2 separate regions of the Homo sapiens genome follow, and region 1 is linked to region 2. A link is a loop called in an ENCODE intact Hi-C map of the cell type or tissue named here. Cell type or tissue: CD4-positive, alpha-beta T cell. All regions are shown on one strand. Links, peaks and the distances in the headings refer to the core of each region. The heading gives the core; the rest is flanking DNA. Region 1 has its middle 28 kb from the start of LINC02204. Region 2 holds the start of LOC107984788 (a long non-coding RNA gene).

What was found. A loop is a pair of places that touch in the nucleus more often than their neighbours do. Peaks named below come from ENCODE experiments on the same cell type or tissue, not always from the same donor. Only the 100,000 strongest peaks of a DNase experiment are listed, where the experiment ranks them.
Region 1: a loop joins it to region 2, with 2.3 times the contacts of the local background. A loop is called at or near these places in 2 of 110 quality-filtered maps.

The regions. Positions count from the first base shown.
Region 1 is chr15:70,552,726-70,565,011 of GRCh38, reverse strand. No RefSeq gene overlaps it. Among named protein-coding and RNA genes, the nearest start is that of LINC02204, 28 kb to the left of the region's middle. In CD4-positive, alpha-beta T cell, for the core only: no CTCF peak of the experiment used is centred there; DNase peaks (open chromatin) are centred at 5,631 and 8,031; H3K4me3 peaks cover 2,488 bases; H3K27ac peaks cover 312 bases.
Region 2 is chr15:69,743,683-69,755,968 of GRCh38, reverse strand. It overlaps LOC107984788 (a long non-coding RNA gene), which reads right to left and starts at 4,020. Exons shown (of 3, transcript XR_001751592.3): 1 at 3,453-4,020. In CD4-positive, alpha-beta T cell, for the core only: CTCF peaks have their summits at 5,868 and 6,067; a DNase peak (open chromatin) is centred at 5,988; H3K27me3 peaks cover 553 bases.

The sequences.
Region 1 (12,286 bases), core at 1,309-9,308, 810 kb before region 2:
ATTACTGCTTATTTTAAGAGCCAAGTTTCTAAAAGTTTAAATTTCCATCAAAGAACATGGGTCAGATAAATTAAGGAATATCTAGGCAATGAAATTCTAGTCTCTGAAAGAAATGAGGTAGACTTGTGTAGTAAGAGCTGTTTTCCGAGCATTTGTCTTGTGCTGGGCACTGATGTGAGTGTTTTATATATGTCACCTCATTTAACCCTCTCAACAACTTTATGAAGTAGGCAATGTTGTCATCCACATGATGCACAAGAGGCCCAGAAAGGTTATTAGCCTGCACGAGGTCACACAGCTGTGAGAAGTCAGAGCTGGCATTAGAATGAGGCAGTGGGTTTCCTGAGGCACCCACTTGGAAAGGGTCACAGATAAAGTTTAAATGTTAAGTGATAAAACAGCAAATTGCAGCAAGATGTAGCATAACTGCATTTTGGTTAAAATATATGTGAATGTATATAACCTATATTATTTATATATATGTCTACATTATCAAAAAAATAAAAAGATTAATTTGGTGGTGATGACTGGAGGGGAAGTGGGAATAGATTAGTTTCTTCCAAAAAAGTAGTGAGATTTAAAAAAGAAAACGGCCTTCTCAGTCCTTTGTTTTTATTTATTTTTCATTATCGATTGACTTGAATAAAATAGAAAATGACCCCATCTGGTGATAAGAATACATCCTTGAAAAATAACACCCAGTTTATGCCAGAAACAAAAATCTCAGTTTGGAAGCAGAGCTGAGTTACTATATAGTGGTAGATAAATCACCAAGGCTGCAGTGAGCTATGATCATGCCACTGTACCCTAGCCTGGTCAACAGAGTGAGACCCTGACTCAAACAACAAGAACAACAACAAAATGCGTGATTGAAAAAGTGGCCTATTGCCTCTGTAGACAATGTGGAAGGGGCTGATGGGGTGGACTGGCCATCTTGTCGATTCTAGGAAGCTTCTGCCTCCCATGCCATCCATGCTGCATTTGCTTCTCTCCTGGTTTTCTTCCCAGTATCCTGTTTCCATGACATCCTGCTCCAATCCTCCAAACCCAGAGAGCAACCCTGGTCAGGGATGGGGAGTCACCATACAATTGAAGTGCCCTGACTTGATTAGGGGATGACATAGGAGGCAAGTCCAGGGTGGAGATCCTGGTCCATTTGCTGGTGGCCACGAGATCTATAGCCGCTTGACACACAGGGATGCTCCGGGCATGGCAGGCACCTGGGGCTCTGTGGACTGTCTGGCGCATGCTGCTGGAAGCTCAGAGTAGTTCAGCACAACCTGGCCACAGAGGTAAGTGCTGAAGCTGGAAGGCAGTGGCCACGCCACAGTGGGCCATGAGAGCCATGTAAAGCAGCTTGGACAGGCCTAGGCCAGTGGTTCTCAGTCAAAGGTCATTGCTCCCCATTTTATAATGTCTGGAAATGCTTTTGGTTGTTACAACTGGGGAGGGAGTGCTACTGGTATCTAGTGAGCAGAGGCCAGGGATGCTGCTGAACATCCTGCAATGCACACAAAGTCCCTCTACCACAAAGAATCATCCAGCCCCAGATCTCAGCAGTGCTGAGATTTCAAAACCTGCCCAGATTAGACCTTTCTGCAGCAGAAGGGGGTGAGGGTCCTGACGGTTCCACATCTGGAAGGAAGTTCTTTAGCTGCTGTGCTCAGATTCTGAAGAGAAGCAGATTTCTCCAAGGCCAGGTGGGAAGAGCCAGCTCCATCCTCCCTAGAGGGCTGTGTTTACAAGGAGCTGGCAGGAATTAAGTTCTAATCATGATGAACATTGATACAGTGCTTGGCAGGTGGCAAAGTGCTTCCTCCTGTGCGTGGGTTCCCTACAGACTGGGGTCCTCTACACCACCCCCATATTGTTGGAGGCAGGAGAAGAGACGGGGGAGTGGGGAGACTACACCTACTTCTCATTCTCCCATGAAATGAGTTCCTGTGATAAAACTCTCCATGTTCCCCACTTTGATCCTAACTCTGAATTCAAGCTTTGCTTACTGGAAGCCTTCCCCACCAGATGCCAGGCCAAACACATTCTTTTACCCAATGCCATGGTGAGGCAAAGGGGGGTGAACTTGGCTGGAGCTAGGATATCATAAAGTCAGATGGGTTCAGTGTGGGTTTCACATACCTGATAAAGATAAGGTTGGAGGAAGGGTAGGCAGCGAGATCAGCCAGAGAGGCTGGGCAGGCAGGAGACAGATTGGATACCATGTGTCAGGCAGCTCTTTTTTTTTTTTTTCTTTCTTTTTTTTTTTCTAATTTTGAGATGGAGTGTCACTCTGTTGCCTAAGCTGGAGTACAGTGGCGTGATCTTGGCTTACCGTAACCTCTGATTCCCGGGCTCAAGCGATTCTCCTGTCTCAGCCTCCCGAGTAGCTGGGACTACAGGCATGTGCTACCATGCCGGGGTAATTTTTGTATTTTTAGTAGAGATGGGCTTTCACCATGTTGGCCAGCCTGGTCTCGAACTCCTGACCTCAGGTGATCTGCCTGCCTCGGCTTCTCAAAGTGCTGAGTTTACAGGTGTGAACCACCGTGGCTGGCTGTCAGGCGGTTCTTCTGCAATATTTCACTTGTTTCTCATGGCAGCTCCTTGGAGTGAATTTTATGATCATCCTTATTTTGTAGAGGAGGAATTCAAGCTCAGAAAGGTTAATTGACTTCGCCAAGCTCTTATAACTAGTAAGTTAGGAGAACTGGGACTGGACCCCAGGTTTGCCATAACCCAAGTCAGGCTCCGGAAAGGGCATGGGGGACTTCCTGGGGCCTTATGGATTCATCGGGGCAAATGTGAATGGAACGAAGGTAGACTAGGAGGCTCGTCATGGATCTGGGGACTGGTTCATCCTAGGTTAGTGGGCGCTATCCCCATGCCTGTGAGCAGACCAGCTTCAGGCTCAGGTGCAGGTGTGGGATGACCATGGCCACAGGGCAGAGCATCACTTCTCTGAGACTTGGGAAGAAACAGGATGGGGGAATTGGGGATGTGCAAGGGAGGGCAGTGGCCACCAAGATCGGTGCTTAGGAGGCCCTGTAGATGAGAATTGAGAATTGCTTTGGGAGGCTGAGAGATGCTCTTCACTGCATCACATGTGAACCCTGTGGCTGGAAATGGGACGTTCCCTTTTAAAGAGAATGTGGCCTCCTGGAGGAGCCCCCTTCTGTCAGTAGGAGAATGGTCTGTGGTTATATGTGCTGCCAGGGGACAAAGCTGGTCCTCCGAAAGATGGGGTCTTTCCCTGTTTGGTGTCATGAAGCCAATATACACAAAGCCGAAAGTGAGTGTCAAGCAGTGCGGGACTGATTCAATGGCCATGGAATTGGAGGAGCGGGAGCCTGGCTCACAAATCGACCTCTCAACAAGTGAGGGGTGAAGGGGTGAGAATATAGGATTTTCTCTCATGAAGGAGTTGGATGTTAAAAGCCAGGGGAGGAATATTCCCATATTTTCTGGAATTGGGTGGTGAACTGCCTTGGAGCTGAAGGGCTGCCTTCCTTTTTGTCCTTTGATGGCTTCTTCCAGTCATTGTCATGGTGATTGTCAACCTGTCATGGCACTGGTGGGAGCATCATTTAGCAAGGAGATGAGATTAGAATGAAGCCTGAGGGTGGGCTATCTTGGCTCTAACCACTCTCAGTTGGTCTGGTTACAAAGGGAACTTTTTATTGCAGGCATCCTGTTTCTCAAAGACAAGCAGAGTCAGGACCCAGTAGAAATTCAGCTATGCCATGCAGGCATTGCACTGGCCATCACTAGCTTTCATGGCTCCTCTGAGTGATGAGAAAAGGTGGCCCTCTGGGCAGATGCACCAATCAGAGCATGGGCTGGATTTCTACCTGTCTGTCTCCTTTGGTCCAGAGCCTTTGTGGGACAGCTGTAGGAGGAGGCCCTGGGTACTGCAGTAGGCCCAGCGGGAGGCATCTGGTCAAGGAAGAGAACAGAAGGAGAGTGGGACCCTGCACCCAGGATCCAGGAGGGTGGGGACCAACATGTACCTGCATCTGTATCTGTAACCGTGGTGCTAGTCTGGCACAGTGTGTTCAGGAAATGTGGCTGAGAATGTCTGAAAAATAAGTCACCTTCCTTTTGGCTTCTTGGGATGAGCCTTCAGCCTTCTTTGGAACTGAGGAATTCCAAAGAAGTTGGAACGATTTTGGAAGTGAGGAAGAGGGCGCTATTGGCCATGTATGATGAGAACTAAAAAGGGGAAATGCTTGACTTATTTTGTCAACTTCATCAGTGAATGCTTTAGAATCCTCAAAAAAAAAAAAAAAAAAAAAAAATCACAGCTGAGCTTTATTGAGTGGATAATTACCATGAGCCAGCCATTGTGCTAATCCTTCTGTGACAGTCAGTCTTACATGTCACCTTGCCCTGGCCAGGGTCTCCAGTTATTTAAACACTCATGTAGGTGTTGCTGTGAAGGTCTTTTATAGAAGCCATTAAAGTCCAAAGTCAGTGACTTTACATAAAAGGAATTATTCTAGACAATCTGAGTGGGCTTGATTCAATCAATGGAAAGGCCTTAAGAGTAGAACCGAGGCTTCCGTGAAGGAGAAGAAATTCTACTTGTGGACGGTGGCTTCAGCCTATGCCTGAGAGTTCTAGCCTGCCTTTCCTGATGGGCTGCCCTACAGATTCCAGACTTGCTTAGCCAGATCCACAATTGCATAAGCCGATCGCCTGAGATAAATCTCTTAATCTATATCTCCTACTGGTTCTATTCTTTGGTTGAACCTGGGCTGATACACCTTCATACAGATCAACTTACCTAATCCCCTTAAGAATATGGTGAGAGTTACGGTTCCTATCCCCATTTAAGCGGGCACACAGAGAAGGCAGGCTGGTCCCCAGGCAATGGTGCCAGGATTCAAACCTCAAGCCTTCTTACTCCAGGGCCCCAGTCCTCACCTGCCACGCCAGAGGATGTCAGAGGGAGTCGCATCAACAGCAGCCAGCCCTGGGTATCTGACCGGTGTGAACTTGTGATTGGGTGGTTAGGACCAGGGTTGAGAGGAGTGGTAGCAGCCACCCATGGCAAGTCACTGAGGGAGCTACGTCTAGGGGACACACGCATTTTAACTTCACCTCTCGGCAGCCAGCTGTCTTTTACCTTGAGCTCCCTGACACTGGTGTACACAGAATGTTCCCCGGCATCTTGCATTTGTTTATATTTTGTTTTAGACTCATCTGTGGGTGGCTTATTCTGTTTGAGTGTTTTCTCACGGGGTTGAGCTTACTGAAATTCACTGAAATGTTCAGGATCAGTCCTCTAACTGAACTCTTTCCTCTGATGTATTCATTCCAAGAGACATCTGAGCTGCCTTCTTCACAAAGCAGCACCCAGCTTGCGCCAAAGAAGAAAGGCAGGTGGTGCCTCAAAAGGAATTCGGGGGCATCAAATGGCTTGGCAGTGACACCTGGCTGTGCATACGCCACACTTGGGTGGAAATTACTCCTCAAAAGTGGTAACTGAGAGGAAAATCTTTGGGTCCAATGTTTGGGGTGCTCATTTCCCATGTTTTAAACTCGAGTAAACTCTGCGGTGGCATTTGATTTGTCTCCACGTGACAGCTCAGACTCAGACTACTGCTTGCCTTCCCCTCCCTCCCCTTCTGTCTCCAGCCCACAACCCTGTGGCCTCTCATTTCCTGCACCCGCAGGCTTGCTGTGGAGGACGGAACACAGGCAGCCTGGACTGGAGGGTGGAACGCGTCAACTTCCAGCAATGACTTCCAGAAAATGCCAGATGGAACAGGGGCAAAAATAAGAGTGTATGTTTGTGTGTAGGTGGGGGGAGGGGTGTGTGTTGTGTGTATGTGTGTCGTAGAGTGTATGTGTTGTGTGTGTGCTGTGGTGTGCATGGGCTATTGTGCATACTGTGGTATATGTGAGCTGCTGTGTATGTGCTGTTTGTGTGGACTGTGGTGTGTGTGCTGTGGCGTGTGTGTGTATGGACTGGTGTGTGTGAGCTATTGTGTGTATGCTGTGGTGTGTATGTGCTGTGTGTGGTGTGTGTGTGCGCTGTGGTATGTGTGTGCACTGGTGTGTGTATGCTGTGTGTGTGAACTATTGTGTGTGTGCTGTTGTGCATGTGCACTGTCGTGTATGTGCTGTTGTGTGTGTGCGCTGTGGTGTATGTGCTGTGTGTGTGTGTGCTGTAGTGTTTGTGTGCTGTGGTTTGTGTGTGTGCTGCGGCGTGTGTGTGAGCTATTGTGTGTGCTGTGGTGTGTGTGTGTGAGAGCTGCTGTGTGTGTGCTGTGGTGTGTTTGTAAGTTATGTGTGCTGTGCTGTGTGTGTGCACTGTGGTGTGTGTGTGAGCTGTTTGTGTGCAAGTTGTGTGTTCTGTGTGTGTGTGAGCTATGTGTGTGCTGTGGTGTGTGTGCGAGTTGCTGTGTGTACTGTTGTGTGTGTGTGCACACAGGCATGCGGTGTCAGGGGAGGTGTGGAGCAGCAGTAGGAGGGAGGCTGCTAATAGGAGCAGGGGGTATTGGTATTGGTATTGGTTGCAGCCTGAGAAGTGAAATGTAAAGCCAGAGGACAAAACTCAAAGTCTGACCTGGCGGGGCCTCCAAGGAGTGTGGCTGGGAGAGGAGGCTCAGTCCAGAGGAAGCAGATGAGGGGTTGAGACCAGTGCCCATGACTTAATGACTGAGTTTTAAGAACTAGGGTCTTATTTTCTCCGTCTCTGCCTCTGTCTTTCTTGTCTCTCCCCATCTCTCTCCACCTGTCTGCCCCTGTCTCTATCTCTCTGTCTCTCTCCATCTGTTTCTATCTCTATCTCTCTCCATTTGTTTCTATCTCTCTCCATCTGTGTCTGTCTCTCTCTCCATCTGTCTCTGTCCCTGTCTCTCCATCTGTCTCTGTCTCTGCATCTCTCTGTGTCTCCATTTGTCTCTGTCTCTCTCTCCATTTGTTTCTGTCTCTATCTCTGTGTCTCTCTCTCCTTCTGTCTCTGTCTCTATGTGTCTCTCTCTCCAGTCTCTTTGTCTCTGTCTCTCTCCATTTGTTTCTGTCTCTCTCTCTCCATCTCTGCATCTCTCCATCTCTCTCTCTCTCTCTCAACTTCTCCCTCTCCTCCAGTCTCCGTCTCTCTTTCTTGCTCTTGGCATGAGTGCATGTGTGTGCATGCTGGCTCTTTTTGTTTTGAAGCAGAAAAGCTACTGAGTGGCTCACAGAATCACCAGAAAGAGGAGCACTCAGGCCTTCAAAAGTACAGGAACAAAAGGCAGAATCATATCCCAGAACAGGCCAGTGAGGACACCGTTGCTGGCACCCTGCTGGGTCCTGGATGCCGCCTACTGGCACTGCTGCTGTGCAGCTGCTGGACCCTGGCTGCTGCTGACACCAGAATCAGGCAGCTTTTCAAAGACCTGGCATACCTCTGCTGGGAGGCTGAGGTGACATGAGTCCCCAGAGAACCCAGCTGGATAGGTGAGGCTGGCCCAACACAGCCCTGGGATTCTGGAATATTGTTGGAAATTAAAGAGACAATTATGGTCAACTCTTATACTGGTTGAATACAGAGTGTAGATCAGGAATTTCAAACTCTCATTTTATTTTGCAACACCAGCAACCCTCTTCCTAAGTTCTCATACAGATTTTAGGGGAATCTCTAATCTCTCGTAAAATGAATGGATTATTGGTCCAACTTCTCTTCCCAGTACCACAGGGGCAGTCTCCTGAGAAGGGAGTTGGCCAAATGGACTGGAGTAGGAGGGAGGAGAAAGAAAATTGAAGACTCAAGATAATGTGGAAGAGGGAGATGCTGGAATCTTCCAGCTGTAGATCCCTGTTTTTTGTTTGTTTGTTTACTCTGGGGCATGGGCAAAAAAAAAAAAAAAGAGAGAGACCTAGACCTGCTTTGTCCTCAAAGGTGTGTATGTGTGCATATGGTGGTTGTGTGCAGAGGAGGGGCTTACCTGCTCTATATTTCCTCTTCACATCCACCGAGGGAGAAGGGCCATTTCTCTTGATGACGCAGAGGGCTGAGGAATACTGAAGGGACGTTTGCACAGAACAAAGCAAAACCCTCAGAAGTTTTTTTCCTGTCTCTGATTGTAGAAAATTACCTGCCCTTTCATCTGCTTCTCAAGTTCACAACTTGTCACCGTCTGTTTTCATCTCTGAGCATTTCAATTCTCCTCCTTTCCGTTTGTCTCTTGTCTGTCTGGGCTGTTTTGTCTTTTGTCTTCGTCGGGCCTGCCAGTCCCTGCCTCTGTCCGTCCCTCTCTCAGCTTGGCCGGGCTCTCCCTTAGTCTGTCACTTTTCTCTCTCCTTCTCCTGGCTCATGCTGAGCAAAGTGGCTGTCAGGGCCATCCCTTGCAAAAGCTGGATCTTAGAGAAAAACGGGGTCTGAACTGATAAATGTTTGGCTCCCTGTCTGTGTTTTCCTCCATCTTGGTTTTGAACCGCCTTGCAGCTAGGACTTGGGACTGCCAGGGACATGCTAACTGGGCTCTGGAGCTCGGGGCCCCCAGCCTCAGCACCTCATGCCTGCATCCCTTCTCTTGACTTGGAGTGATCCTGTTGTTCTGTCTTACAAATTGGGATCTCTCCCTGCATGTGGGCTTTGGTGACAGCCACCAGATGGTAGGGACTGGTTTTTATAGTAACTCATTAACCTCTTGCCATCCTACAATTAAGAAAGCATTTAATTGCTTTTTCTCAAGCCATCCTATGAGTGATTCAGGCAGCTTGCATTCATCATGTGAACCAATTTGCAGCTAGAGCCTGAGAGAGTGGGAGCAGCGGGGAGTGGCAGGCTTGGGCACAGTGAGCACCCTGGGTGGCCCTGGATTGCCTTTTGGGACCTTCTGGGAGGGGAAAACAGGCTTCAGAATCTTCCCCACCCCAGTGATTTCCTTCTAGGTTGAGAGATTCCTTTAGATTGGCTCCGAATACACCTCAGAGATTGTCTAGGTTCTCTCTTCCTCTCATTTATCTGTTCAGGAGTCTAAGGCCAGAGAGGTCAAGGGACCTGCTCAAGGTCACACAACTAATTAGTGGCAGAATGTGGGCTGCAGTCTAAGTCTGTTCACTTCCTGTCTGCCATGCTCCAGCCACCCCCGGCTTTGCTAGCTCTGGGGGCTGTGCTTCTGAAGTGCTCTAGAACTGTGTTCAACTACTCACACATGACAGTACCCACTCTTCTCCTTCCCAAACCTCACACCCTCTGACTGGGCCTCAGGGCTTCTGCTCAGTGGACAGACGACTCCCTTCATTACTTGCAGGGGGACATGCAGATGCACCACCCAGATTCTCCACCAAGGAGGGACTTGTTGCCCCAGCAGCTGGCAGGGTGGCCAGTGGCCTGCCTTTAGCCGTTAGCCCCCTTGGAGGACCACCTTAGCTGCAGAGAGCTGCCTTGCCCAAGGGCATGCCATGTCCGATGTCTAATCAATGTGAAGGTATAAAAACCTGGTTATTTTGGTTCAGTGCAGGACAACTCTGATGGATGGACCATTTTCCCTCCAGAGCTCCCTGTGGGGTTAGCCAAGGGCCTGCATCCCAGCTCTACTTCTCTCTCTGCCCGATGCTGCTTCCTCCCCATCACACCCTTAGGTGTTGAACTCAAGAATATTTCTTAATAAACACCCTGAACACTAAACCCTGTCCCAGTCTGCTTCCCAGAGAATCCCATCTATGGCCCCCATCCCATCCTTAACTGAGGCTGGGCTGTTCTCAAGGACACCATCTCCCTGCAGCCATGGAGTGAATGAAGTGTGGGCATTCTCTTCGATCCAGTGGAGCTGCTTTCTTTTTGTCTCCACTGTGCCTCCTTGTGTCTTGTAAAAAGCCCCCCTCCTTCAAGACTTCTGCCATGTGGCTCTGTCCTTCTCCACCTTGGGATCACCCACCAGCCCACCAGCTGTTTTCTGCGATTGCCCAGCAGGTCCTGGATCAGTCTCTCCCCATCAGCTCCTACCATCACAGGCAATTGTAGCCTCTACATGGGTGGCCCAGCCAACACTCTGACTTGTTCATTCTTGGACCCCAGTGATCTACTTGTCACTCCCACCTCATCCAGCCACTCCTAGGGTCAGGTCATAGAGGAGTCAGTGTCATCATCCCAAACCACATGATCTCCAAAATCACTAGTTCAGATGCTCTAGCCAACCTTGACTAATCTTCCAGCTTACCTGCTCAGGCTTCTTCAGTGCAACTGTTCTTCAACCTCATCAAGACCTCTGACCTACAGACCCTCTCCCAAATTTCCTCCTGTTGACCCTATGTTGCCCATCTCTCCTGATCTACACTCGATTATTTTGTCCCCCCCTTGCGATGACTCTCTGACGAATACCCTGAGTGTCCTAGCCCCTTTGTCCTAATGCATGTGCCTGGCTAAACTTCAGTTCCAGATGAAGCTGACCAACACTACTGTTCTGAGGCTGCCTTTGGGTGGCTAAGAGTTGCTGCAGAAACTCTCACCACTGGTCCTGTTGGCATCATAATAAACTCACAAATCACCAATGCACTTGGGATTCTCAACAATTCCTGGAAGTCTCATGATGTATTTCAGTTAGCTCATTGCACCCTCTTCTCCAAAATAGCCATTACATTCCTTCACCACTCATCCTCAAATTCCACCCCCTATACCCTCAGCTAATGGACACCCCCCATCTCTTTTATAGATAGAAAAATCTGGCAAGAAGGAAACCCTCCCAGCTTCCTGAGCCATCTTGGCAAAGGTCTGTCTGCATTCATCACTTTCTTCTTCCATCTTGCTGGGGTGGAGAAAGTGTCCCCTCTTCCTGGCAATGGCCACATCTTCCACACATGTTCGGTTTCATCTTAGAAACTCACTTCATTGCCTACTCCCTTTCCTCTATAGCTAAGCTCATCTCTCTTACAGATCCTTCCCTTCGGCAGCCAAGTTTGCTCTTTCTTCCTTCCCTCTCATGAGAATATAGGCTTCTGGAGAGCAAGGCTGTGTCTATCTCTTTCCCGTTGTATTTGTGGTATCCAAAAATATGCTTGGCACAGGCTCATGTTTAATAACATTATTTGACTTTCTGACTGACAGACTGACTGTCCTCTTCAATTTGATTCAATCTTCATTACCAGTACTATCAATTGCTTTATTGAATCCAAGGAGCGATACTCAGTCTTCAACTTTCTTGATATCTCAGCAACATTCCACATCACCAAACACTGCCTTCTTTCTCCTTTCTCTTGCTTTACCTTCTTCACATCTGATTAATTCTTCCTAGCTTCCTTTAGGGATTCTCTTCTTCCAACCTACTTTTAATGGTTGGAACCCTCTGGGCCTGCTCCTGAACCACCTTCCTTTTCATTTTACACTTTCTCGCTAAATGATCTCACCCCCTCCCATGGTTTCCAGTTCCATTCACTTTCCAATGGATCCTACACTTATTTCACTAGCCCAGAACTTTTTTCTGAATGCCATATTATAAATTCTACATGCTACTTATATCAGCATCTCTGTTTATCTCATAGGCATCTATCTCTAAATGAGCTTATCCAAAACTGAACTCATGTTCATCCCAAATCAGCCTGCCCCAAGCCTGGGATCATCCTTCACATAGTATTAACCCTCACCCTCCACAATCAATCAATCAATCATCAAATTCTACCTCTAAAATATACCTCCATGTAGTCATTTTGCATTATTTCCACTGATACCATCTTAGTTCAAGCCACCTGTGTCTCTCACCAGGATAGCTACAGTGGCTTCTGCATCATTTGGGTGTTTGTCCCTGCTGAAACTCAATGTAATGGTATTAAGAGACGGGGCTTTTAAAGGGTGATTGGGGCCAGGGTGGTGGCTCATGCCTGTAATCCCAGCACTTTGGGAGGCCGAGGTGGGCAGATCACCTGAGCTCAACAGTTTGAGACCACTGGCTAACATGGAGAAACCCTGTTTCTACTAAAAATACAGAAAAATTAGCCAGGAGTGGTGGCGTGCACCTGTAATCCCAGTTACTCAGGAGGCTGAGGCAGGAGAATCACTTGAACCTGGGAGGCGGAGGTTGCAGTGAGCCGAAATCGCGCCATTGCACTCCAGCCTGGGCAAAAAGAGTGAAACTGCGTCTCAAGAAACAAACAAACAAAAATGGTGATTGGGTCATGAGGGCTCTGCTCTCATGAATGGATTAATCCACTGGTTAATAGATTAATGGGTTACTATAGGAATAGGTTAGTATTATGAAAGTGGGTCAGTTATAAAAGCCAGTTTGGGCTGGGTGCAGTGGCTCACACCTGTAATCCTAGCAATTTGGGAGGCTGAGGTGGGCGATCATGAGGTCAAGAGATT
Region 2 (12,286 bases), core at 2,397-10,396:
CCACCTCCAAGACTTCCCACACTTATGCAAAACATCCTGGCTGAGTCTCACCAAGAGCTCTAGGGGAAACCCTAAACCTCAGAGTGAAATGAAGGGGCTGATTTGCCCCTGGGGAAATTAGACACAAACAAGGCTGGGGTGAACCACCAGTCTTGAAACTGTTTCTCTGGATTAGTCACAGGGTTACCCACTCATGAATGTTCCTCCCACCTCCTCACTTCAGGCTCTGTTATTCTAGAGGGCTGGCCTGGTTACAAGGGTAGCCAGATTAACTAGGGTCTAAATGGGAGAGCTGGGGCACGGATCATTCACCAAAGAAACCGCAGCGACCTTCCGCCTGGGTGGGGCTTCTCTTCTTTTAACCTCCCGCGAAACTGCTAGTCAGCAGCTCTGTTTCCTGCCATTGCTCGAGGAGATCTTCATGAGTTTCATAGGAGTAGGATTGTGCCTTCAATCCATCATCTTTCTAGGGAAGGTAGCAGTATTTCATTGGCTTATTTCTTAACAAATAATATATTAAAGACTGCTTTCCTCCAGGTACCTGTTAGACACTAGGAATATAGTGGTAAGCAAAGAACTGCTTAGGAGTCTTGCTCTTGTGTTTTTGATGGTTGATCTCAGGTTGTTTAAGAGGCTTCTGCTGTTCAACTGCATATGCGACAGCCCTTTTACATGAACAGAGAGAACTGTCCAGTAATTTAATCCTCATGGCCCCTCAAAGGTGGCAGAGAAAATTTTCATATAGGAAATTAGGATCAGAGGCATTAAGTAACTTTCTCAAAGACAAACGTGTGGTAATTATCTCTTTTATGTCTGTACTGCAGGAGCCCAGCACAGAGTGGACACGAGAAAAGAAATTCTATTGTTTATGAAACAGAAGTGATAGAGCTGGGCCCCAAATTGGGTATATCTGTTTTGAGATTGCTTTGTAACACATATACATCAAATAACTGCTAGAGACCAGGGCAAGGGGGTTCTGTCTGTTTGGTTCACTGCTATATGGTTAAGGCCAAGAAAAGTACCTGGCATACAATAGACATTCAATAAGCATTTGTTGGATGGATGGATGGATGGATGGATGACCCAAACAATTGCAGGTCATGCTGAATGTAAGAATTAAACGTAACATGGATGAGAATGCATCACGGGATTTATCATCTCTTTTGGGTCTGGGGAAGACTTCTTTGCAAAAAATGATAACCCAGACAAGATTCAAGGGGTGAGCAGGAGCTGGCTAAAGGAAGGAGAAGATAGTGGCAGGAGGAGCCACGCAGACACAAGGAATAGCTTGGGTGAAGGTCTTGAAGCAAGAGGGAGCACAGTTTATGAAAGGATGCTGAAGAAAGTTTCCAGAGCTGGAGGACAAGTGGGAAGGAAGGGTTGGTTCAAGGTGACTCTGGAGGGGACAGCAGAGCAGATCCTAGTGGCCTGAGAATAGAACCCTGACCTCTTCCACAGAGCAAGGAGGAATCACTAACCTATGTTCAGCAGGAATCAATGTGGCCAGACTTGCACTGGCATCACAAGTTGAAGTGCTTTTAGGAAGGTCCATTTGGGAGTGTCTAGGTATACATGACCAATGGGAGATGATGAACTTGCCATAGCTTTTAAAGTTTAAAGTGACACATTTCTAGCCTACTACTATTTCACCTTCACATCATTACATAATGTATTTTAACAAATACCGATATTGCATTACTATGTGACAGATGTCATTCTAAGTGCTTTGCAAATATAAACTCTCACATTGGCCTTGTGACATTGGTGCTAATTATTATCCTTTTTAAAAGATGAGGCAACTGGGCTGGGGCATTTAAACCAACACAGCAGATGACAGAATGCCAGAGTCTTCCTCAATTCCTGTGATGCATGGAGGACTCCAGAAGTCTCCATGTGCCCTGTGGAGGGTGTGCAAGGAGACTGGCCTTGGAGCTGCAGTGGGTGAGGTAGCTGGGGAAGACAGATGGGGCTGGAATGAGAGTCAGTCTGCTTTCAGGGGATCCACAGCACCAGCGACAGTACAGTGGGGCCTTGTTGACAGGAAGAGATGGTGCTCTGTGCCTGGGCCCTGCTGCAAACCTAGCATCTCTCCACACAATCCTAATATCCCTTCAGTTTTTCCTCCACCAGGTCATCTGCTTTGCAGATTCTATGTCTTCCTCTTTCTTGGTTGACCGCCTCATTTTAGCAGAACAGTCCCTCCAGCAGCATCCTGAGACAAGGAGAATGCAAGGAAAATGTGGGGGGACTGTCATTTAAAAAATTCTTTAGCGCTCTTGTGGGTTGCTATTTGGCTGGGCATAAATTCTATTTCACAAGTCACTTTTCTTCAGAATTTTAAAGATACTGCTTCTTTGCTTGTAGTTTTCAGTGTTGCTGCTGAGAAGCTCACACTCAATTAATAGTTTGGCTGGGTATAGAATTCTACAGCCTCAGTCAGCCTCCTGAGCCACTGTTGAGGAATCCAACGCCATCCTGTACCCTGATCTTTTATATATGTTTTTGTTTTTATTTGCTTTTCGTTTTTCTTTTCTGGAAGCTTTTGATATTTTTTCTTGATCTATGGTATTCTGAAATTTCCTAATAATTTGCCTCGATGTGGATCTTTTTGTCATTTGCTGTGTTTAGCATGTGGTAGATTCCGATAAGTAAGCTCATGGCTTCAGTTGTGGGAATTTTATTTTTGTATTTTTCCTTGAATATTTTCTTCCCCTTGTTTTCTCCATTTTTCTCTTTTTGGGACGTTTAACTTTTTGGATGCTGGATATCCTTGATGGATCCTCCAATTTTCTTATCTTTCTTTCCTATTTCCAATCTGTTTATCTTTTTGTTTTACTTTCTGAGCATTCTCCTCATCTATCAAATGTGTTATTTTTTAAGGTTTTTTTTGGACTATTAATTTTAATTTTCAAGAGCTCTGTCTTATTCTCATTTGATCCCCACTCTTTCTTTTTACATTCATTTTTATTTTCTTAGATGCAATATCTTCTCATCTCTGTGATGATGTAACTTGTAATTTTTTGAAGTCTACTCACGTTTAAAATGGGTCACTAAAGATCTGATGAAAAGCTCCATAGGGTTGAAAAGGGCTTTTCAGTTGGCAGAACTCACTGCAAGGTAATAATGTGGGAAGCTAACCATTTCACTGAGGAACCAATCATCAGGAATATTCCTATTTTGTAGATGAGACTAGTCACTGAGAACATAAGTAATTTACCCAAGTTCATATAGCTAGTAACTGGTGTGCTGAGATTCAAACCAAGAACATCTCATTCCAGAAGCAGTGTGCTAAACCACTGTGCTGCACTGCACTGCCTCTCAGAGCAGCAGCAGCTAACATTTAACAAGTGCTTTCTGTGTACCAGACACTGTTCTAGGTACCCAAAAATCATTTAATTTAATCCTCATAATAACATTTTGAAGTAGCCACTTTTGTTAGCCCCATTACTGACCAGCAACTTGAAGCACAGAGAAGGTAAACCACTTGCCCAAGATCACACAGCTGGTAAGTGCTGGAGATGGAATATAATCCTAGGCAATCCGCCCCAAGCATCCTTTCTGCTTTGTCTCCAGGAGTCTCCATTTCATCATCTGAAAAATGGCAATGTGATTCCTAACTCAGTTATTTTGAGGATAAAATGAGAGAACACATGTAAGAAACCTGTACCTAATAGACCTGAAACAGATGTTACTTTCATTAAAAAAAAATTGCTTTCCTCTCTTAGGCTTCAGTTTCTCTAACTTTAAAACAAGAAGCTATAGATTGTAGAAGAAAAGTTTGTAGGCTCCCTAAGGTCCCTCCTGGCTGTGAATGTCCATGGTCTAAAAAGTTAGGGTAGACCTAACTCAGAGGAGTGGAGATAGAATAGGAGTGAGGGTGGGAGATATCAAGACCTCAAGGCATAGAGGAAGAAAAAAAAAAAAAAAAACAGGAGGTAGAAGCAAATGTGACATGTTCTAGATGGTTCCATTTTCCAACTCGGGCCCAGAGAATCCTTTCTGTGTTCCCAAATAGCTGTGAAGTTCAAATAACGGGTTCCAACTGACACATAAAAAGAAACACATGTAACCACTTACAGGCCAATTAATATCAGGGCAGGGGATGGGGGAAAGCCACAGAGGGGAGGAGGCCACTGGGGTTGAAGTGAGCAAAAGAATGATGGCCGTGCTTCCGGGCCTACGGCTGAAATGGGCTATTATGTGTCATCAGGAAACTTAAGAAGGGGAGAAAAAACAACCCCTGATCAAAGTCCCTTTTGTCAACTTCTAGCAGATTAATAGATGACAGATTTTGCACTTAGAGCTCTACTGCAAGGTCAAGGGCAGTGAAACGGGGCTTGTTGGGACATTTTTCTTCTTTCATTCAGCTGCTGGTCTGCAGAACTCATCATTCTGACAGCCCAGCTGCCTGAAACTTCTCTCAGAAGGTCTGCCTTCCCTGGAATATTTTAGGGGGAGAGTGGACTTCTTGTTAGCACAGACAAGCCAGGCTGTTCTCATCCCCATAGGCACTGCCTTGCTCAGGGTCCTACTTGGAGCTTCTCACTCCCTGGAGCCCAAGCCCATCATGCCACTTCCCAAATTCCCCTATTATAACCTCACGGTGGCTGTCTCAGGTCACAGCAGGAAGACACACTTCTAAACCTGGCTTCTAGGTCCCTCAGTGATCTGGCTTTGCCCCATGACCCAAGGGCTTTTAACATCAATCAAACTGGATTACTTGCAGCTCCCCAGACTCATCTCGCTCTTTTACCTCCACATCATGACCTTCTCTGCCACCCTTTTTGTCTTCCTGTCAATTTCCTATTCACCCATCAAGCCTGTGCCAGTGTTAACTCCCTGCCTTCCCAGTTTAAGAAGAGGCTGTATCCTCTGTGATGCACAAACCCTTCAAACACACAGCCTTCAGCCTTGACCTTACTGTCTGGCCATTATCTGTCTGTAGGTCCATCACTTCCACTCAGCCATGTGTAAAGACCAGTGTGCTGCCTGGCATGGAGTAGGGGCTTCCTGTTATAGAGTTATGAGTACATTACAGGTGAGTCACCAAGACCTGAGATTGTGGAGGGAGACCCTAAGTTCACCCTAATAATTCTCGCCCCTGGCAGAATCTGTGACTTGCTTTTAACCAACAGAATATGGTAAAGGTGATGGATGCCACTCTCATGATTCGATTACGTTGTATGGCAAGGTAATAGGATGTCAATCTCATGATTATGTTGCTTTATATAAAACTCCATGATGACAGAGTTGAGAGATTCTCTGGATGAGAGATTCTCCTTGCTAGCTTGAGGAGGTAAGCAGTCATGTTGAGGAATCTCATGTGGCAAGGAATTGTGAGGTTAACTTGAAGGCAGCCTCCAGCCCACAGCCAGCAAAAAGCTGGGGCCCTCAGTCATACAGCCACAGGGAAATGAAATGAATTCAACCAACAACTTGAGTGAGCTTGGAAGTGGAATTCCCCAGTTGAGCCTCCTGATGAGAATGCATCAGTAAACACTTTGATTGCAGCTTTGTGAGACTGTACAGAGGATTCAGCTAAGCTATGTCTGGTAACCCAACACATGAAAACTGAGAGAAGATATTTGTATGTGCTATTTTAAGTTGCTACCTTTGTGGTAATTTGTTACTTAACAATTAACAAACCAATACAGAGATCATTGTTAAAGATGCATTTTGGGGGATCTAGAAGGCCCAAACAGCCCTGGGAAATTCAGTTTCACTCTTATAAGTTAATATACTAGCAAGAAATTTTTGCCAGGCAACTCATAGCAAGACTCCAGAATAAGGGCCCGAAAGTGGAAGCCAGCCCAGGGAGAAGGACTTAGGAAGATGAGAGGCAAGAGACAGATATGGGACAGGAAGAGCCCCAGGCCTGATATCAGGGCTCTGGGTTCCAGGCTGTGCAGATGATTTTTACCAGGCTTTGGGTGATGTACCTCCACTCTGGGCCTCCATGATCTCATCTATAACCCAAGTATTATGAACAGGTAGAGCTCTACAGCTCCCTCTGGCTCTGGCAATCTGAATAATGATTGTACAATTTTACAAAGGAACCACCCTAAGCAGCACATTCTAGAGACTACTCAATCTTTCACTTGTTTATTCATTAATTCATTCATTCATCATGGATTACTCTTATTTTTAATAATTTTGGAATTGCTTACACGAAAGATACATGTTTAAAAATCATTTTAGAAGACAAATATGAATTAGGGCAGGAGAAGGAAAAGCTATGCCAGAATCCCAGGCTTATTTATTTGCATAGTTCTCCTTCCTCCTCCTCATATTTTCTATAAGAAATATATTCCATGTGTTCAGGGTCAAGTTAGTCTTGCCCCTCTTTGCACCTATAGGGATAGTCACATGGCCCAGGTTTGGCCAGGCTGAGTACACCAAGTCTCAGTCACTGTGATTGGTTTGAAGGTGAGCCTATGCTCCAAGCAGGACCAGTCAGGTTCCTCCAACACGACTTTGCTGGCAGAGCTGGTGGAAGAGACTCGTTCTTCTCCTGGGGCTGCTCACATCTTCCCAGATGTGAGTTTGGGGTGATTTGGGGCTACCATGGCTGGCGTGTGGAGACAGTGTGTCTAAGACCTAGAAAGGGAAGCCCTAGTAACACTGAATCCACGGTGAAACCAGCCATCTCTGAAGCCATCTGCACTTACTTGACCTGATCAATTATCTTCTTTAAAAAAATAATTTGGGCCAGGTTCCTGCCACTTGTAACCAAAAGAATCTTAACTAGTAGAGATAGTTATTTCAACTGAACATATAATTTAGCTCTGTGTGTCTTGGAAGCCAAAGCAAAAGGGGAACCACATTGCATAGCAAAGTCACATTCTCTGACATTACAGACCCAAGGCGCCAAGAAAGAGCCTTTTCTCAACTGCTCAAGCCTTTTTCTCATGCTCTTTTGCATTGGCAGCCCAGAGTCACATCTTCCACAGCTGTTTCAGAAAGCAGGCAGAAACATTCTTCATGTGGCTGGCTGCCTTTGGAACTGAACATCAACAAAAGGCAAGCAACAGAAATGGAGTGTCAGTCAGCACTTCCGAAGACCTAGCTTTTCAGCCAGAGAGGAAACCAGGCCAAGAGGCTTCCAGTCCAGTGTTTAATTCTCCCTGGCCCCTCTTTGCATGGGCCTCCTGAGGGGTAGCTCCTCCAAACGCTGCCCTGAGGTTTGACTGAAATCTGTCATTTCTTTGGTTGGAAGGTTGGTGTTTCCTTGCAAGGGACCACAAAGCCATATTACATTCAATGTTAAATAAACAAATGTTTGAATCTGTGTTTTATTGGTTCCATACCATCTGCCATCTGGTTTGGGGGAGCAAGGAAAATTGTGGTTTTGTTGGTTGTGTGTGTGTGTGTGTGTGAGTGTGTGTGTGTCTGTTGTTGTTCGTTTTTTGTTGTTGTTGTTGTTGGGGGTGGGGGTTGAGTTTCTTTCCCCTCTATGAAAATTCTGTAAGGTTGAGTGCTGGCAGCAATAGGGGCTGGTTAAAAGCCACCTAGTTTCCCACGTCTTAGCTCTCAGCTAAACGTTGGAGGCTGGTCTGGGTCCCCATCTGCTAAGCAGCCTGTTGTGTGAAAATTAGATCTATACATATGCAGAGCTCCACAGCCAGGCTTCCAAGATCTAAGGAATTGTTATGAGAGAACCGCAAGAGGTGGTTATTTAATGTTGACAAGCTGCACCCAGACCAAAGGCGAGAGTGGGGCATATGGAAACTGAACAGAGGAAACCTCGCGTCTGAGCACTCTGGGGCTGTCGGGAAAAGCAGGCTTTGCCTTCAAGACCCTGGGTTGCTGGAGATGTAGAACTTGTAATGACTTGAAGGAGAAAATATGCCCTAGACACTGGGTGGAAAATAAGCCCCAGCCTGCCTGGAATCTTTAATTTGAGAAAATGCCATGGTTGAGGGGGTGGGGTGCATCCCATGGTGGGTATGTGGTGGGGTCCAGCATCTCCTGTGGGTCCAGCTGTTTTTGACCAACAGGGCCTGGAGCTGCTTGAAAAGAAAAAAGATGGAGGCTCTCAGAGCTCCAATTTTCACAACTTTTAAACCGCTCCTGTTTTCCCACCTATAAAATAAAGACAGAGTTGGGCATGGGTCACACACACAAATGCCACAGGGCCAGGCAAGTAATGAAACGTGTGAGGCTGGCTGGGCAGGGCCCACGGGAAACGTGCCCTCAGCTAAAGGGCAGCAAGGCTTCCACCGACCACTCCAGAGACGTGCTGGTGCAGGAACCCGGCCTCCTGTGGTCAGCTTTCCCAAGTTTCCAAGAAAGGTCAGGATTTTATTGTTTGTTTGCTTTTAACGTGAAAACACCCAACATTTCAATACTGGCAGCTATTGAAATTATTGAAAAAAATTCTGGTCAAATAAAACTTGCCCACAGCCCATATAAGGCCCACAGGTCTCCAGTGAGTGCCCTCTGTGGAAGAACTCGATGAGAGAGTCTTTGAGGAAAGCCAGGGACCAGGACCAGGTATTCCCTTAGCAAAGGGCAAGAAGGCCCCAGGCAAGTCGGTCCTGCTCTGGCCTGCACAGGCTGAGGAAGACAAGGAGTCGCCCTCCAGGTGCTGGTTCCTGAGGGTGTGGGAAGGGCCCTCCAGGACCATTGCTGAGCCTCAGCAAGCGGTGAAATTCCAGGGCCAGGCCAGCTGTTCCTCCCAGCCAGAGTCCCTTAGCGACACAGGGACTGCTCTGGGCCACTCAAGTGCTGTGCTTCTCTGGTCTCTGCTTTGCAATTGCTGGGAGAAAAATGAATTCTGCTGCTGCTGCACTGCCACAGGTACATGTACATATGCCTGCACAGGGCAAGGGGGATGGAAACATTTGCCATTATTACTATCCTTGAAGGGGAGACCTGTCTCTGTCTCCCAGCCTGGAGGCTCATGGAGGGCAGGGCCCCTCTGGGTCCCCAGCGTGATTGTCTCCTCATAATGTGGGTTCTCCGTTCTGGAGGGGGTGGGTGTCTGATGTCTCCAGTCAGTCATCTTGAACCAGAATCCTACTGTTTATTATGTTTATAATCTGTCTCTCTCACTTGACAGTGCCAGCCCCGGTCTCCAGCGTCACGTATCAGACACTCAGTGAATGGTAAACAAAATCACCATCATCATCATCCTAAAAAGGGGTCTCAGCTGTTAGAGAAGACTCTTCTGTGTGTTTTCATGGAATAATATCTATATGGTTCAGAAATGGCTGTGCTGGGCACTGGATCAGGTATCTTTCCTGATCCTGCCCTGGGAACAGCGGCCCCGTACCTGTGTACATGTGACATATACATGTGCACATACAGTATTGTGCGTATATGCATAGGACATGGTGCATTGCACATACCCTCTGGCTTCCCGCAGGCTGCAGGTTCCCCCTTTTACAGAATCACAAGTTAGCAAGTTGGTGACCTGCAAAAAGTGAGCCAAGGCTGTGTGACCTGCTGCTAGTCAGTGTGCCCCTCAGCATCCTGCTGTACCGTCCCTGCTGTCTCAGTGGCCAAAAAGCTTTTAGTTAATTTCTTCCTGGGTTTTTGTTTTGTTGTGTTTTCTTTCTAAAGAAGGTGTGAGGAAATTCCAGGTTCAGTTGATGTTCTCCATGAAGAAACACAATTGAGACTATTTTTTTCAGTGATGAAACCTGCATGTTTGTATTTCAAGTAATATAGCCAAAACACCTCATCTTTTTCCTTTTTTGGCTTAATAAATATCATTTATTCAGTATGAAATTTTTATATTATATGTCCCACATATTAAGAATCAGTGTACATTAACTCTTGGAAAGGTGTTTTTAAAAACCAACAAAACAGGCAGGTAAACAGGTCTTGGTCAGTCATTCACTCCTCTGAGCCTCAGTGGCCTCCACTGCCATCTGGATGAGACGGTGTCTGGAAGCCTGTCCCACTCATGTTCCTACAGAAGCAGCTTGCAGGCAGGGAGAAGGGGAGAGCATGAGGGGAGGAAGGGAGGAGAGTGCGGTGAGAACGCCACCACCAGAACTTCACTGGTGAGTACAGTGTATGCTGACCGGGCACAAAAGCCACACAGAATGGAAGTCAGCTTCCAGAAAAAAGAACAGACTGCGAGCTCCTGGAGACAAAGGTTAGGTCCCGCTTATCTCTGGGTCCGCAAGCCTAGCATAAGACTTGCACGGAGTGTGTGCCCTGCCATTGTAGAATTCACTCATGCAAAACCCATCGGAACATATCGAGCTGGCATTTCAGGAAGCTCTTCCACACCCATCACACTCTTGAGCCTGTATCAGCCCTGTCAGGTAGGATGGGGGCAGGCGTGGTTGTACCCCAAACATGACTGGGAAACTGAGGCCCAGTGAGATGAGGCTGCTGGTCAAAGGTGGGTTAGTAGAGAGCCACACCCGGATCCCAGGTTTCCCTGCTCCTGAAGAGTAATCTTTCTCTGGAGCAGTGGCTCTCAGTGACTCTCAAGTTTTTCGGGCAGCAGCCAATCTGGAAGTGAAGGAGCTCTTTGAGAAGATCTAGAGACAGTTAAAGAAAGTAACTGACCAGCTGGTTCACTGTGGTCCGACCCAGACCTATCCTATGTTCTCGTATAGAGGTAACATCAGATATCAAACACTTCAGACAATCTGTGGGAGATAAAATTAAAATGAATAGAATTCTAATTATTTTATTTTATTTTATTTTCTGAAATTTGCATCATTATTTGATTTTCCAGGGGCACTACCCCCACCCCATCCCTACCAGTATGAGAGATGCACCCCATCAGCACTCCCTGTGGTCTGCCCAGGTATACTGGTGTCTGGCTGGGTCCTAGAAAATCTCGGCATATGGCACAGGTCTGAGAGAGAGCTTTGGGCTCCTCAAAGTGGATATGAACCTCAGGGTCAATGAAAGGCAGGTAACTGCCATGTGCACACAGGTACACACACATGCATGTACACATGCATGCATACACACACACACACAGACACACAAAAAGAGGAAACCACATTCAGTGTGGGCTGGCCCCAAGCTGAGGAGGAGACTGTGAAGGGTAACTACCCCACTCAGTGAATCAAGATGTGGGATCCAAACTACTTCCTCCCCCTGCTTTGTATTAGGAACATCACATACCTGCTCTCACGGAGTACTTACAAGCCCAGGAGGGAGGAGTCACTATCCTTGGTACACGGATGCAAAAACCCACTCAGGATGCAAAAACCTACTCAGAGTGCCAAGCAACTTGCCCACAGACACAGCTGTTGAGAGGAAGGGCCAGATCTGCTTTGCATACTAAAAGAGACCTCCCTGGGTCCCACCCTCCAAGGTCCCCAGGATGAGGAGGTCTACAGCCCTTGGTCCATGAAGATGTCCAAGTTGCCGCCCAGAACTGAGTGATGGGCCATTTCCTGAGCTTTCATCTGCCCCATCAATTCCAGCTGAGTGTCTGGGACAATCCCCACCCATTTCCTGGGCTCGTTTCCCCAGAAGGAGGTTCCGTACCATCCTCTAAGTGCTGTGGCCTTTCATCTAGTTAGACAGCCCCTCTGGGGGCCCAGACCTACATTTCAGGCAACACCCTACAAAACCTTTGGCTGATGGCCAATAATAAGAGCTCTTTGGGTCTTTTCTATCAGTGAAAGCCACTCCCCTGCCCCACCACCCTCCTCCTTTCCTGCTCTCCCACTCTCCCAGATGGGAAGCCAGGAGTCTTAGATCCTGAGGTCATGGGCTCTTTGGGATAGGCACGGAAGCCATTGAGCCCCTTCAATCTGATCTTTGCCCCACCCGCCCTTGGGGAGCTCAGGCAGCCTCTATTTCGCTGACTCCTACCACAGGAGCTCACTACTCTCAAGGCAATCTTCTCCCAATTCAGACAACACTGAGCATTAGCGGATGCGCTTCCTCGAATGAGCTGGCATCTGCCTCCCTATTTCATGAGGATCCATGTTCTCTTTCTTCTGCTTTCTGACACACAGGAAAAGGCAGGAGGACCCTCAAAACTGTAGCTACACCCTGCTGCCTATGCTTGGCTTAGTCACTTCTATCCCTTCTGGCCTCAGTGTCTCACCTGTAAGGTGGGTGACTTCTAACTCCCCTTCCACGTTTGTCCCTGTGTCCGTGCCAGGAGTGGCTTGGACGAGGACACAAGATACCTGAAAGCCAGCATCAGGGAAGAGGTTCATGAGCTGAACCTGCATTTCCTGGTTCTTGGCCTGGTGAGCTGTTTCCACCCCGGAAGCAAGAGAGCATCACAAAGATACAAACACAGCCTGAAATGAGGAGGACCGCTCCCTACATCCAAGCTACTTCCAGCTGAAAT